2 separate regions of the Mus musculus genome follow, and region 2 is linked to region 1. Evidence: chromatin loops called from intact Hi-C (ENCODE). Cell type or tissue: left cerebral cortex. All regions are shown on one strand. Each heading gives the region's core, and the rest is flanking DNA. Links, peaks and the distances in the headings are about the cores only.

What was found. A loop is a pair of places that touch in the nucleus more often than their neighbours do. Peaks named below come from ENCODE experiments on the same cell type or tissue, not always from the same donor. Only the 100,000 strongest peaks of a DNase experiment are listed, where the experiment ranks them.
Region 2: it touches region 1 in a loop (13-fold over the local background); 23 of 42 quality-filtered maps call a loop at or near these places.

Annotation. Positions count from the first base shown.
Region 1 is chr3:93,818,533-93,826,259 of GRCm38, forward strand. It overlaps Tdpoz3 (TD and POZ domain containing 3), which reads left to right and starts at 7,488. Exons shown (of 1, transcript NM_207271.2): 1 at 7,488-7,727. The coding sequence starts at 7,488. In left cerebral cortex, for the core only: no CTCF peak of the experiment used is centred there; no DNase peak of the experiment used is centred there.
Region 2 is chr3:94,235,073-94,242,799 of GRCm38, forward strand. It overlaps the pseudogene Gm4982 and the pseudogene Gm9141. Among named protein-coding and RNA genes, the nearest start is that of Spopfm2, 61 kb to the left of the region's middle. In left cerebral cortex, for the core only: no CTCF peak of the experiment used is centred there; a DNase peak (open chromatin) is centred at 3,670.

The sequences.
Region 1 (7,727 bases), core at 1,594-6,593:
TATTCCTCATGGCCAGAAATTAGAAACCTGACTAAAGACAATGTGGTACATTCTCAAAATGGTGTGTTACTCAGCTATTAAAAAAAATGGCAGGAAAGCTAGGACACAAGGCCTGGGCTAACGCAATGTGTGACAATCTAACCATAGATCCAATGCTTTGAGATGGTCCACCCCACAATGTATTCCATCTGTGAGCTCCTAGAGGTCATGGAGGAGCCAAGTGCAAATGTAGTAGAGGCCTACTTTGTCTGGTCTCAGTGGAAAAGGAGTGTCTAATCTTGGAGAGGCCTAATGCCCAAAGGAGGGGAAGTGCTATGGGGCAATCTCTAAGAGGCAAAGGGGATGGGGAAGGACTAAAGAAATCTGAGGGAGGGACTGTGATAGGGCAACATTTGGGATGCAAAGTAATAAAATAAATAACGAAAAAACAAGAAGCCAGAATACAGAGAAAAGAAAGAGAGGAGGTAGGTTTTCCAGGAGAGTTTTTCAGAGACAGAAAGAAGAGAGAACAATAGAGACAAAGGTATAGAAAGACAGAATGAGTCAGAGACCCAGAAAGATCCACAAGAGTAGAATTGATTTTCAAATTTAATTTGAGGCCAAGCAGAGCAGTTCAGGAAAAACTGACAGAACTCAGATTGAATCAGTTACCTTGAGAGGAGCCTTAAATCAACCAACCAGCGCTCAGAATGAACTAGGAAGGAGTGAGATTATTCAGACATAACTCTCAGATGCTAAAAACATTCTAGGAGTAGAATAGATTTTATGAAAACTCAAAGTTTCCAGGGCTAGGCCAAGGTTGGCATGTGGAGGCAGAAAGCCTCAGAGATGATAATAAATACAGATGAATAATAGTTAGTTTTACAATAAACATGTTAGAAAGTCAACTGCTAGATCAACTCTGGAGGAAAGTCTGGTTAAGACATCTTCAATTTAGATACCAGTGTCTAGAAACTGTGAAAGATGTGATTCTAGGTGTTTGAGAACTCGGATCTGAGTCTCTGGTCCTTCCCACCAAGTTCATAAAACAACCTGATGAAGAGTCACTGATGTTAATAATAGCAATAAGTCCAAGGAAGGAAACAAAAATCAAAACAAATTAATTGATTTATCCAGAGGGATGAGTAGCATTGGAGCCAGACATACAGGAGAGCTGGGAGTATCTGAACTAATTGAATCACTGTAGTTATTTCTGTGTCCTCCAGACTGTACGTGTAAGATATGACAAACTGGAGAGATGAGAGATGTAGGCAGAATTTTACACTTCATTGTACATAAGGGCAATAATAACAAATCTTTGATATCTCTTCAATATATGCTACAGCCCTTGGAAAGCAGCAAAACCTCTCCCTTTTCAGGACTAGCAGAGAAAGCATGGCAGTCCAAATCTGTAAGGGACAGAACTTATCAGAGGAGAATGCAGAGTTAGGAGGTGAATCCTGCCAATTAAAGTGATTGAATTGAGAAGCATTTAGAATATCCCTAAACCACACCCTTAAATGGCTCTTGAAAAGGATTTCCAATGAGGATTTCCTGAGGTAAAGTACAAGATCACTAACCAAATTGGGTGGAGTCATCATTAAGTTTGGTGGTTCTGATTAGAATAACACAAAGGAAAGAAGAAGAGCACCTTCATAGTTTTGGGGCTCTGCTTCCTGCCCACCATATAGGACCATATAGGAGCTCTGCCACATTCCGTCCTGTTTGTGAACACTCAGAGTTCAGACCAGTTAAGGAAAACACCCCTTCTCTGATCATTCTTAAGGCAGGAATCAGTGTAAGACAAACACAAGGGTAAATAAGCAATCTCTGTGCAGAGATTCACATGATTATGATTACTTTATTTATTGAAGACTGACCCTAGCAAGAAAAGTAAACTGGTGATGGCTATTCTTCTTGTGTTACTACCTGTGGACCTAAGTACCATAAAAAACTTGAGGGCATGCCTTTTATATATATATATATATATATATATATATATTTTTTTTTTTTTTTTTTTTTTTTTTGCTTAAGTAGAAGTAGATAGATCCAATTAAAAAACAGACTCTTAGCCAGGCGTGGTGGCGCACGCCTTTAATCCCAGCACTCTGGAGGCAGAGGCAGGTGGATTTCTGTGTTCAAGGCCAGCCTGGTCTACAAAGTATGTTCCAAGACAGCCAGGGCTATAGAGAAACCCTGTCTCGAAAAAAAAAAACAAAAAAAAACAACAACAACAACAACAAAAAAAAAACCAAAAAACCAGACTCTTCAGGTAGAAACACACACCTTTAATCTGAGTTGTGAAGCAGGAAACACCCATCTTTAATCCAGATCTTGAGACTAGAAGACACACCTTCAACTGGGCCACACCTTCTGCCCCAAGCCTATATAAGCACTTGGAAGAAGGAAGCTATGTCTTTGCCTGCTTGCTCTCATCTTACAAGCAAACCCATTTCATCACAGGTATTGGATCTCTTCAGAGTTCCAGCATCTACTGAGGAACACCTGAGACTTCAAACCTTGTGGACTAAGTAAGTACTGGCTTTAGCCACTGTTGGATTAACTGGATCTCATCCTATAAGCTCATCCACTTTCTATTGATATGGTGGAATTCATTCTATATGTTCTCTACAGGACACCAAATAATACCGATATATTTGAAATGTGAATGTATAGCATTTTCCAAACTCATCCAAAGTTCATTATAATAATTGTTGTACTTTATGGAAAGAAAGCCAGGATATGTTTATTAGAACCAAATATGGTAAGAGCTGGAGGAGTGCTTTGGCGGGCCCATGCTGAGGCATCCCTTCCTCCTGTGGTACCAGCCACAGTATAGAAGAGTGATTATTGTATAGATTGGTTTAATACAGGTTTCCTGTAGAATAGAGTTTATTTAGAGCATGGGAATGGGAGTTGACAAGGGGTGAGAAGAGAGTAGAGGGCAGAGAAAGAAGTGGGGGGGGGAGGAAGAGGAAAGGAGATTGAAAAAAAAAAGAATAGAGTCAGGCCAGGAACATGTGGAGAAAGAGGGCGAGGGGGAATGGGAGAGAGGGAGAAAGTGGTTACAGAGTCAGGGAGAGTAAGAGAGAATAAAATTGCAAGGAGGGGGTAAATAAACTGTTTTATAGTGAATCATGTGTACCTGACCAGGTGACTGTTGGATGAAGCCTAGTAAGAATGGTAACATTCTTTCATTTTGGATTAATTCAAAATAAAAGGAAAAACTAGGCAGAGCCGATTGTGGAGCACGAATAGGGTCAGTCATTATCTTTAGTTACTTCCTGCTGACTTTGGGATGATGAGTCTTTGGGAAACCAAAGAAAATGTGGATAGAGATGATGGTCCAGTCTTAGGAGAGTTGACTGTTTCCTTGTTATCCGGGGTTTGTGGAACCATCTGTAGGTAAAAGGAGTAGGTCCAGTTGAAGCATCCGTGTCTGTGAGAGTAGATTGGAGCATGTGGGTTGCTTCTCTGGAGCTGTCATGGATGTTGATTTTGAGTAAAGTGCTGGACCTGACTTCCTGTTTCAAAATGCTGAAACATTGTGTGTGTGTGTGTGTGTGTGTTATTAGTAGTAATAGTACTAGTAGAAATAGAAGAAGAAGAAGAAGAAGAAGAAGAAGAAGAAGAAGAAGAAGAAGAAGAAGAAGAAAGAGAAGAAGAAAGAGAAGAAAAAATATATAGTAGAGAATAAAGTTAAGTATGTGCTTTGGGAGAGAATTTTTCTTAGGAGTACATTTGAAGCCCTTAGGTCTTGGTGGTTGGGGTGAGGGGAGTTCCAATGCTAGGGAACAGGAGAGGAATCCCATCTTCTAGAATAGGTCACAAGTGGGAATGTAGATTATTAATTGGCAGGTGTAATTATCAAAATGGAGTCTGTTGGGTCCATGAGAGGTAGATTTGATTGTGTTTCTTGGAGCTTATGTGTTTACAAAAGAGATAAATTTGTTAACAGGATGAACAGTCTTTAAGGTGAGCTTAGGAAAGACAAAGACCTTTCCTAGAGCAGAAGGAGCAAGAAGGGCTTTTTCTTCTGCTTAGGAGACTGAAAAAAATACATGTATAATGAAAAGCCTTTTTGAAATATGCTTCAAAAAGACAGTTATTGGAAACTGGAAAATTTGATGACCTTATGAATATGATAATTGATCATATCATTTAGCATGAGAAACACCTTAGGTCTATAGTTAAAAAAACATCCACAGGAAATTTATATTTGTAACTATGACAGCTGATAGTATAGATTTAGCATGAGAAATACTTTAAGTCTATAGGTTAAAGAAAATGAACTGAAACTTAAAATTTGTAGTTATGATTATAAAAGTTGGATCATATAGTGGAATGTTTTACAAGGGTTAGGCTAATTTATAAGAACTCTATTTATTAATGTTAGGACAGTAGCGTAACAAGCAGAGGAAAAATGATGCATTGAGTCTCTGGTAACTGAGTTTAGAAAAGGAAGTAACAGAAGGTTATGTCTGTGAAAGGTTACATCTGAACTTTGTATCCTTTATCATGAAACCAGAGAGTAAAGCAAACCTGTCTGATTTGATAAGAGATCTGGTAGTCTTAAGTAGTTAACAAATTGACTAATGAGCTAATAAGGTGGTAAATTACCTTGGGGTAAGGAACTAGAGGTCTGTTTTCTAGTTGTAGTTAGCTCAGCTGTCAATGTAGTTAGAAATTCAGGAAAAATAAATTATAATCTAGATGTCATTAATTAAAATGACAGAGGTTGGTCAATAGACCACTCCATAGAAGGTTTCATCAGGTCCCTGCATTCTCCATGACAACTTGGGCAGATTATGTGTGTCCATTAGGCCCAGAGAACAATAAGCATTTTTTTTGTGGAATAGGATCTGGGGAAATGAATCACCTTGCCCTAGGCAATATGAGAGATTTAACTCTCTGGGTATCCTCACTTTGACAGTGTAGGGTGAGTTCAGGAAGCCTCAATGCAATGGAGCTCTATAACTCATGGTTATCATAACACAATCTAGGCAGTCTTGTCACTGTCCCTACATCTTCTTGGAGACCTTGATAGGGGTAGGGGAGGTTGTAACTGTTTTGCTTTGGGGGGTCTCTATTCTAGTAAGCTTAAACATTTAATGTTACATTTTAGTAGATCTCTGACAAGATTGAGAGCTAGTATCTATTAAGTGTTTCTGAGTTAGGTGCCCCCTTGGAATCAGAGATGTGGATGTTAGGAGTGGATGTTCTCAAGGTATGGTAGGAAGAGGTAAATGTGCTGGGTCAGGGCTGCCAGAGAATGACAGATGAGAGGTCAGATGGATGAGTGGAGAGGGGAGAGCCGACTAAGTTAAGATCTTTAATTTAAGGCAGTGATCTTTAACCTTTTTTACTGTTGTAGATCTTTAAATTAATATTAAAATTATTATTTACCAAGGCAGGATAGACATAGGAAACCCTAAGTCATTATGTTCTAAGATGGGAAGGCAGTGAGGCAGGAATTGTCCATAAAAAAGATTGTAGGTGGGTATGGGACTGTCATTAACTAAGATGGCACTGAAGATACAGTCATTCATGTGAACTCCCTTAGCTAAAATGGCACTGAAGCAATAGCATAGAAAAACCTTATCTGCCCACAGAAAAAATGGCAGACACTCACAAGATTGCCCCAAACCAAGGTGGTGCTGAAGCTACAGCTCTGCCTGGAGAAATGTCACATGTTTGTTATATCTTGGAATGGCAGAAATAATTGTTTATCAGCAGATAAAAACATTAAAAAGACAAACATACAAATGGACAAATTTTGTTTGGTGAACAAGAGGTCACTGCTTTCACCATAGTCAGCCTCTGTTACTGTAGCCAGAGCAGTGGGTCTGATCTACTCATTGAGCAGGTCAGCTGTTACACTTGGTTTAGAACTGATACAGAAGAGAATGGAAAGAAACCAGAGAGTTGACAGTGGTGGTGGTAGGAGGCCCCAGGAGCACAGAAGCATAGGCAGAACTCGAACTAGTGTGAGCAGGGCACAAGTGGGGAAGGGTAAGAGAGCAAGCACCTGGGGTGGTGCAGGGAGTAAGAGGCAGGTCCTGCAGCTGTGCTCTGTCTATCTGCAACTCTGCTCTAGCACAGCATGTTTTATGCCCTGCGGTTTTGGGTCAGGCAGGGAGTAAACATGCAATGGAGAAAGCAGAGAGAGGAGGCTAACCTCAGCCACAGGGGCAATGTCAGAATCAAGGGGGAACACTGTTTCCTCAGTGGTTATCATACCAAAATCCAGGCAGTCTTTTCACTGCCTGTATGCAGGAGGGAGAGCAAAGAAGTAAAATGGCAAGATATAGAGGTGGTGGGAGGGGACCCTGCATAGAAATCTTTCCATTTATCTGGATGGCTAGTGAGAGACTTGTAAAAAAATTTAAGTGTCCTTAAACAGCAATGAAGAGTCATTGCTTAGTGGATATTGGGGCCAAATGTAGCCTGTGAATTCGGAAGCCTTAAAGAGTGGGAGGCATCTCAGTAAGGATCCTGGGAGTGGCTGCAAAGGCATATCCTTTCTGGGTGAGACTGGCAGCATCCTGAGGATAAGTTAAATAAAACAACAGGAGGGATAGATCACCAAGACCTCAAGTAGTCAATTGGGGTCTGATCTCAGGCCAGTACCTGAGTGGGTAGAGATGTGAAGAATGGTTTACCCAGGCCTGGGGTTTCTCAGCAGTGAGAAAAGAAAAAGACACAGAGGAGAGAGGAAATCTCACTCAAGGGAAAATGTCCTAAAATGAGGACTCAGCAAAAAGGACAATCATAAAGACTGGGACTGTCTCCATCCACAATGATACTACAGGGTGGCTGGGAGTTCAACAGCCCTCCCTTGGAACCAGGAGATATTTACACTGACCAGTGTGGGAGAGGGAGCTTACCCATTTGCTGGTGTTTGGATGGAGAGTTCTAGTGAGTGGTGTGTTGGATGGAAACTTCATGTGGCAATGAATATGTTAACCTGCAATTTTTCAAATCCGAGTCACAACATCAGTGTTAGAAAATGAAATCCAGGATATTTTTGTTTTAGCCAGGTATGGTGAGGTAGGGAGTGGTACTGTGGTGGGTACATGCTGAGGCATCCCTTCCCCCTGAAGAGATATGACAGGATTAGTATAGATTTTGTTTAGAGCATAGGGAGGAGAGTTGTGTAGGGGTGAGAAGTCAGGAGAGGTGGAGAAAGTCAGACCGAAAAAGAAGAGAGAGAGAGAGAGAGAGAGAGAGAGAGAGAGAGAGAGAGAGAGAGAGAGAGAGAAAGAGAGAGAGAGAAAGAGAGAGAGAAAGAGAGAGAGAAAGAGAGAGAGAAAGAGAGAGAGAAAGAGAGAGAGAGAGAGAGAGAGAAAGAGAGAGAGAAAGAGAGAGAGAAAGAGAGAGAGAATCTAAAAGAAATTCAATCTAAAATCTAAAGTATACCTATAATTGTATCCAACAGGAGGAAGAATAAATAACTTCTAGTTCTTCTTCTCAGACCAACTTTAACCTCCAAACTATCGCCAGCAGAAATGGCAGGGGACATGGAATTCAAGAGCTGGGGCTACACACAGATCAATGTCCAGAAATTCTGCTATAATTGGACCATTAGCAACTTTTCATTTTGCATGGGGGCACATCAGAAAAGTATTACCAGCCCAGTGTTCTCATTAGAGGCCAGTAAGGAAGTGGCATGGTGTTTGAGGTTGTACCCAAATGGGGTTGATGAAGAAAGCAAAGATTACCTGTCAGTTTATCTGGAGTTGCTCAGC
Region 2 (7,727 bases), core at 1,793-6,792, 420 kb after region 1:
TGTTTGGGAAAGGATGACTAGGGAAGAAGTTTTTGTGATCCTCCTGGGTTGGCCCTTTACAGGAAAGAAGAAGCACAGCAGATTTCCTGCTATACATCTGAGAAAGAAAACAGGGAAATTTTAAGTGAGAGAGCAAAGAGAGAGATGTGGATCTGCCATTAGGTTTCTGTTACAATGGAAAGACTGGCGCTTCTGTTAGCATGAGGGAAAGGTGGCTTGGGGTCTGGAACAGTGCAAAGAGTAGGAGGAGGGAGGATAGAAGGGGAAGATGTGTGTGGTCCACAGAAGTATGAGCAATGAAAACTCTGTCAGGTGGTATGCTACAGAGATGGGGTTGAGAAAGTGGGATAGGGTCTGGTAGAACTGATGTAAGAGAAGATCTGTAAGCAGTCCACCTGGTATGCTGGCAGGCATGGCCTGCAGCCATGGTACTCAAATTGTAACTCCCCTTCCCTTTCGCAGTCTAATGACCCCTTCATAGGGGTTGAATATCAGATATCCTGTATATCAGGTATTTACAGTATGATTCGTAACAGTAGCAACATTACAGTTATGAAGTAGCCAGGAAGTACTTTAATGGTTCTGTTTGTCCACAACATAAAAAACTCTTTTAAGAGGTCCCAGCATTAAGAAATTTGAGAACAATTAGCCTAGGACATGTAGATCCGTAATGAATCAGTCCCTTCAAATGTTTTCAAAACAGATGAAAGATTTTTGCATGTGTTGACCCACAAACATTTCTCTCCCAGAAGGTGTAGACTTCCTCCACTTTGGCCTGCTCTTCTCAGTTGTCATAAGAGCATGATAATGGAGTTCTCATTTGCCAAGATTAAATTCCAAGAAAAAACACAATGAGTTTCTACTACTCGTGGCACAATAAGAGTTCTGCAAAAACATCCACACTAAGCTTGGCTGTTTGGACTACACGTTACTTATCTTAACAAACAGATCTGGAATCTAGACTGACTTCAAAAGTTTTATTCATATTAAATATTATTTGGTTAAGGTTTTGTCTACAGAGATGTTTGTGGCCATGGAGACCAGAAGAGGGCTTCAGGTCCTCTGAATAACCAGTTACAAGTGGTTGAAAATTCTTCCATGTGTGCTGGGAATTAAACAGAGTTCTCTGAGAGAGCAGTAATTGCTTTTGCAGCTGAGTTCCCACAAACTGAGTCTTTAAAAAGAAACTCTACACTGTCTTTCCTTCCGTAATGAGTAAACACTCATGTTTGATTTTTCCTTTCCTTTGACCACGGTCATCTATTCTGCTCAGTCCAATGCAGATATGTTTCTTCAAAGAAGCTCAGTTGGCCCATGCTTAGGGCCAGCACCTAAATTGAATCCCAGTTTGCAAGACATCAAACAAGAACATCAAAAGTATAGATGGCAGGTAGAGTATCCCAGACTGTAGTGCTGCCCTTCCCACCCGCCCCCACTATTTTAACATATTATAGATGATTTAAATCCTCATTTACCATGCTGCATGTCCCCAGATTCACTGTAAATTCTTCCACAACATGATTGTCTAACCAGAAGTCATTGGTAACACTGGTTGTTATTGTTGCTGTTGTTTGTTGTTGTTTGTTGTTGTTGTTGTTGTTGCTGTTGCTGCTGGAAGAAAGATGTAGATCATAGCTGGCTAGATTCTAAGACCACATTTGGCTCCAAGAAAGAACACTTTGCAGAAGCCAGGGAGTGGAATGCTTCAGCCACCAAGTGGGGATGGGACTTCCACATTGACTTCCACTCTGAGGTCTCAGAAACCTCACAGGCATGAATGGCAATGAAACCCAGGGCCTGACTCTTCAGCTTCTCTGTGCTGTTGAGGTCAGCCAGGATGAGAGTGTGTGCAGCATTCTTCACAGAGAGGCTCCTGCAGAGGACATCCTCACACAGGACCTTCAGGCCCACCAGGCCATACTTGTCAGCAGCTGGCAGCACATCACAGGCCATGGAGTGGCTGTGGAGGTGTGGTGCCTTCCCTGTGTAGATGAAACCCATCATCTCCTTAAAGACATCAAGATCCAGGTCCATGATCTCAATGGGGTTCTTTAGACTCTCCTTCATTTCATTTTCAAACATGGCTCTGAAAACTGGAGAGCGAGCTGCTAGGATTGCCTTGTGAGCCTTGAATTCATGGCCAGCTACCAGCAGGCAGCAATCTGTGAAGAGGGAATTCTCCCATAGCTCCCCTAGATCATCTGTCAACATGTGCCTTGGGTCCTTGATTGCAGGTATCCTCTTCTGTCCAGGCATGTCAAATATGGTTCCAACTATGCTCACCTTGCAGCATATGGTGAACTGGTCTTCAGGGAGAAACCAATTCATATGGGAGAGGAGAAGACCTCGAAGGAGAAACTTTTTTAATCCCCTGTGTTCGTATTGCAGAAAGCATTGGACATTGGAGATCTTCCTACTTTGATATTTCTCTCCTTGGGAATTTATGATCCAGAACTCGAACTTTGCCAGAATTGGGCTCTCCAGAGCGCTGAGCAACTCCAGATAAACTGACAGGTAATCTTTGCTTTCTTCATCAACCCCATTTGGGTACAACCTCAAACACCATGCCACTTCCTTACTGGCCTCTAATGAGAACACTGGGCTTGTAATACTTTTCTGATGTACCCCCATGCAAAATGAAAAGTTGCTAATGGTCCAATTATAGCAGAATTTCTGGACATTGATCTGTGTGTAGCCCCAGCTCTTGAATTCCAAGTCCCCTGCCATTTCTGCTGGCGATAGTTTGGAGGTTAAAGTTGGTCTGAGAAGAAGAACTAGAAGTTATTTATTCTTCCTCCTGTTGGATACAATTATAGGTATACTTTAGATTTTAGATTGAATTTCTTTTAGATTCCCTCTCTCTCTCTCTCTCTCTCTCTCTCTCTCTCTCTCTCTCTCTCTCTCTCTCTCTCTTTCTTCTTTTTCGGTCTGACTTTCTCTGCCTCTCCTGACTTCTCACCCTACACAACTCTCCTCCCCATGCTCTAAACAAAATCTATACTAATCCTGTCATATTGCTTCAGGGGGAAGGGATGCCTCAGCATGTATCCACCACAGTACCACTCCCTACCTCACCATACCTGGCTATAGCAAAAATATCCTGGATTTCATTTTCTAACACTGATGTTGTGACTCGGATTTGAAAAATTGCAGGTTAATATATTCATTGCCACATGAAGTTTCCATCCAACACACCACTCACTAGAACTCTCCATCCAAACACCAGCAAATGGGTAAGCTCCCTCTCCCACACTGGTGAGTGTAAATATCTCCTGGTTCCAAGGGAGGGCTGTTGAACTCCCAGCCACCCTGTAGTATCATTGTGGATGGAGACAGTCCCGGTCTTTATGATTGTCCTTTTTGCTGAGTCCTCATTTTAGGACATTTTCCCTTGGGTGAGATTTCCTCTCTCCTCTGTGTCTTTTTCTTTTCTCACTGCTGAGAAACCCCAGGCCTGGGTAAACCATTCTTCATCTCTCTACCCACTCAGGTACTGGCCTGAGCTCAGACCCCAATTGACTACTTGAAATCATTGTGATCTGTCCCTCCTGTTATTTTAGTTAACTTATCCTCAGGATGCTTCCACTCTCACCCAGAAAGGATATGCCTTTGCAGCCACTCCCAGGATCCTTACTGAGATGCCTCCCACTCTTTAAGGCTTCCGAATTCACAGGCTACATTTGGCCCCAATATCCACTAAGCAATGACTCATCATTGCTGTTTAAGGACACTTAAATTTTTTTTACAAGTCTCTCACTAGCCATCCAGATAAATGGAAAGATTTCTATGCAGGGTCCCCTCCCACCACCTCTATATCTTGCCATTTTACTTCTTTGCTCTCCCTCCTGCATACAGGCAGTGACAAGACTGCCTGGATTTTGGTATGATAACCACTGAGGAAACAGTGTTCCCCCTTGATTCTGACATTGCCCCTGTGGCTGAGGTTAGCCTCCTCTCTCTGCTTTCTCCATTGCATGTTTACTCCCTGCCTGACCCAAAACCACAGGGCATAAAACATGCTGTGCTAGAGCAGAGTTGCAGATAGACAGAGCACAGATGCAGGACCTGCCTCTTACTCCCTGCACCACCCCAGGTGCTTGCTCTCTTACCCTGCCCCACTTATGCCCTGCTCACACCAGTTTGAGTTCTGCCTATGCTTCTGTGCTCCTGGGCCCCCTCCCCCACCACCACCACCACTGTCAACTCTCTGGTTTCTTTCCATTCTCTTCTGTATCAGTTCTAAACCAGGTGTAACAGCTGACCTGCTCAATGAGTAGATCAGACCCACTGCTCTGGCTACAGTAACAGAGGCTGACTATGGAGAAAGCAGTGACCTCTTGTCCATCAAACAAAATGTGTCCATTTGTATGTTTGTCTTTTTAATGTTTTTATCTGCTGATAAACAATTATTTCTGCCATTCCAAGATATAACAAACATGTGACATTCCTCCAGGCAGAGCTGTAGCTTCAGCACCACCTTGGTTTGGGGCAATCTTGTGAGTGTCTGCCATTTTTTCTATGGGCAGATAAGGTTTTTCTATGCTATTGCTTCAGTGCCATTTTAGCTAAGGGAGGTCACATGAATGACTGTATCTTCAGGGCCATCTTAGTTAATGACAGTCCCATACCCACCCACAATCTTTTTTATGGACAATTCCTGCCTCACTGCCTTCCCATCTTAGAACATAATGACTTAGGGTTTCCTATGTCTATCCTGCCTTGGTAAATAATAATTTTAATATTAATTTAAAGATCTACAACAGTAAAAAAGTTAAAGTGGTCACAGGTGCGTGGTTTCATTTCTGGGTCTTCAAATCTACCTGTCTGTCACTGTACCAGTACCATGCAGTTTTTATCACAATGGCTCTGTAGTACAGCTTGAGGTCAGGGATGGGTGATTCCACCAGAAGTTCTTTTATGGTTGAGAATAGTTTTTGCTATCCTAGGATTTTTGTTATTCCAGATGAATTTGCAAATTGCCCTTTCTAACTCGGTGAAGAATTGAGTTGAAATTTTGATGAGGATTGCATTGAATCTGTAGATTGCTTTCAGCAAGATAGCCATTTTTACTATATTGATCCTGCCAATCCATGAGCATGGGAGATCTTTCCATCTTCTGAGATCTTTGATTTCTTTCTTCAGAGACTTAAAGTTCTTATCACACAGATCTTTCACTTCCTTAGAGTTAGTATTATTTGTGACTATTATGAAGGATGTTGTTTCCCTAATTTCTTTCTCAGCCTGTTTATCCTTTGTGTAGAGAAAGGCCACTGATTTGAGTTTATTTTATATCCAGCTACCTCACTGAAGCTGTTTATCAGGTTTAGGCATTCTCTGGTGGAATTTTTAGGATCACTAGGGCACATGCTCCACTATGTTTATAGCAGCCTTATTTAGAATAGCCAGAAGATGGAAAGAACCAAGATGTGTTTCAACAGAGGAATGGATACAGAAAATGTGGTACATTTATACAATATGGTACTACACAGCAATTAAAAACAATTAATTCATGAAATTCTTAGGCAAATGTATGCATCTGGAGGATATCATCCTGAGTGAGGTAACCCAATCACAAAAGAACACACATGATATGCACTCACTAGTAATCAGATATTAGCCCAGAAACTTAGAATATCCAACATACAATTTGCCAAGCACATGAAACTCAAGAAGAAGGAAGACCAAAGTGTAGAAACTTCGCTCCGTCTTAGAATGGGGAACAAAATATCAATGGAAGGAGTTACAGAGACTAAGTTCAGAGCTGAGATGGAAGGACCATCCAGAGACTGCCCCACCCAGAGATCCATCCCATATAAAGCACCAAACCCAGACACCAGAAAGATTTTGCTGACAGGACCCTGACATAGCTCTCTCTCTTTTTTTTTTTCTTTGTTTTTGTTTTTCAAGACAGGGTTTCTCTGTATAGCCCTGGCTGTCTTGGAACTCACTTTGTAGACAAGGCTGGCCTCAAACTCAGAAATCTGCCTGCCTCTGCCTCCCAAGTGCTGAGATTAAAGGCGTGGGCCACCACGCCTGGTCATAACTTTCTCTTGTGAGAGTATACCAATGCCTGGCAAATACAGAAGTAGATGCTCACAATCATCTATTAGATGGAACACAGGGCCTCTAATGAAGGAGCTAGAGAAAGTATCCAAGGAGCTAAAGGGATCTGCAACCCTATAGGAGGAACAACAATATAAATTAACTAGTACCTGCCAGAGCTGTGTCTCTAGTTGTGTGGGGAGCCGCCCTCACATTCGCCGTTACAAGATAGCGCTGACATCCTGAGTTCTAAGTGGTAAACAAATAATCTGCACATGTGCCAAGGGTAGTTCTCCACTCCATGTGCTCTGCCTTCCCCTTGATGACAACTCGGCCAATGGGCTGCAGCCAATCAGGGAGTGACACGTCCTAGGAGGAGGATAATTCTCCTTAAAAGGGACGGGGTTTCGCCATTCTTGCGCTTGCTCCTGAAGATGTAAGCAATAAAGCTTTTGCCGCAGAAGATTCCGGTTTGTTGCGTCTTTCCTGGCTGGTCGCAAACGCGTGTAAGATAGTTGCATATGTAGCAGAGGATGGCCTAGTAGGCCATCAGTGGAAAGAGAGGCCCATTCGTCGTGCAAACTTTATATGCCTCAGTACAGGGGAATGCCAGGGCCAAGAAGTGGGAGTGGGTGGGTAGGGGAGTGGGGGCCGAGGGTATGGGGGACTTTTTGGATAGCACTGGAAATGTAAATGAAGAAAATACCTAATTAAAAATTTAAAAAAAAAAGGAATGGAGATAGGTTAGAAGTCTGAGGGGTTCACAGGAGGGAGGAAATTCCATCAGAATCTGCTTACATTGTCTCCTTGGAATTCAGCAACACAGTGAAAGGTGGTCAGGCCAGGCGGTGGTGGTGCATGCCTTTAATCCCAGCACTTGGGAAGCAGAGGCAGGCAGATTTCTGAGTTCAAGGCCAGCCCAGTCTACAGAGGGAGTTCCAGGACAGCCAGGGCTACACAGAGAAACCCTGTCTGGGAAAAAACAAAAAACAAACAAACAAACAAAAAAAAAAAGAAAAGTGGTCAGACCAGAAAGATTCTATAGAGTTGGGGATTAGACTGGTAGTTGTGGTTTTACAAGAAGTGAAGGAGAAGGGAAGATCTACAGGCATCTTCCATGCTTCCCCTCAGGATTGGACAGTGAGTTATCAGTGAGTGTGTTCTGGAGTTAGGCTCTAGAATACAGCAATGAGTTAGCCTGTGGGATCTTAAAAAAGAATTGTCTCTGGGACTCGAAGGAGATGCACGCAGGCAGAAAGTAAGGCTACAGCTGGTGTTATGACATAGTTCTATAGATGAGACTGGTTGTTGATTTTGGAAGAGAGGTGTTGGTCATATCTGTCTAGCTCCTAAAATCCCTTAAGGCGTTTGAATGATGATTCTAAGAAAACACTCTGTGCAGAAGCCAGGGAGTGGAATCTTTCATCCACCAAGTGGGGATGGGACTCCACCATTGACTTCCACCCGGAGCTTTTAGAGACCTCAGAAGCATGAACTGCAATGAAATGGAGAGAGCCCGAGTCTTCAGCTGCTCTGTGCTGTGGAGGTCAGCCACGATGAGAGTGTGTGCAGCATTCTCCACAGAGAGGTTCCTGCAGAGGGAATCCTCACATATGACCTTCAAGCCCTCAAGGCCATACTTGTCAGCAGCTGCCAGCACATCACAGGCCATGGAGTGGCTATGG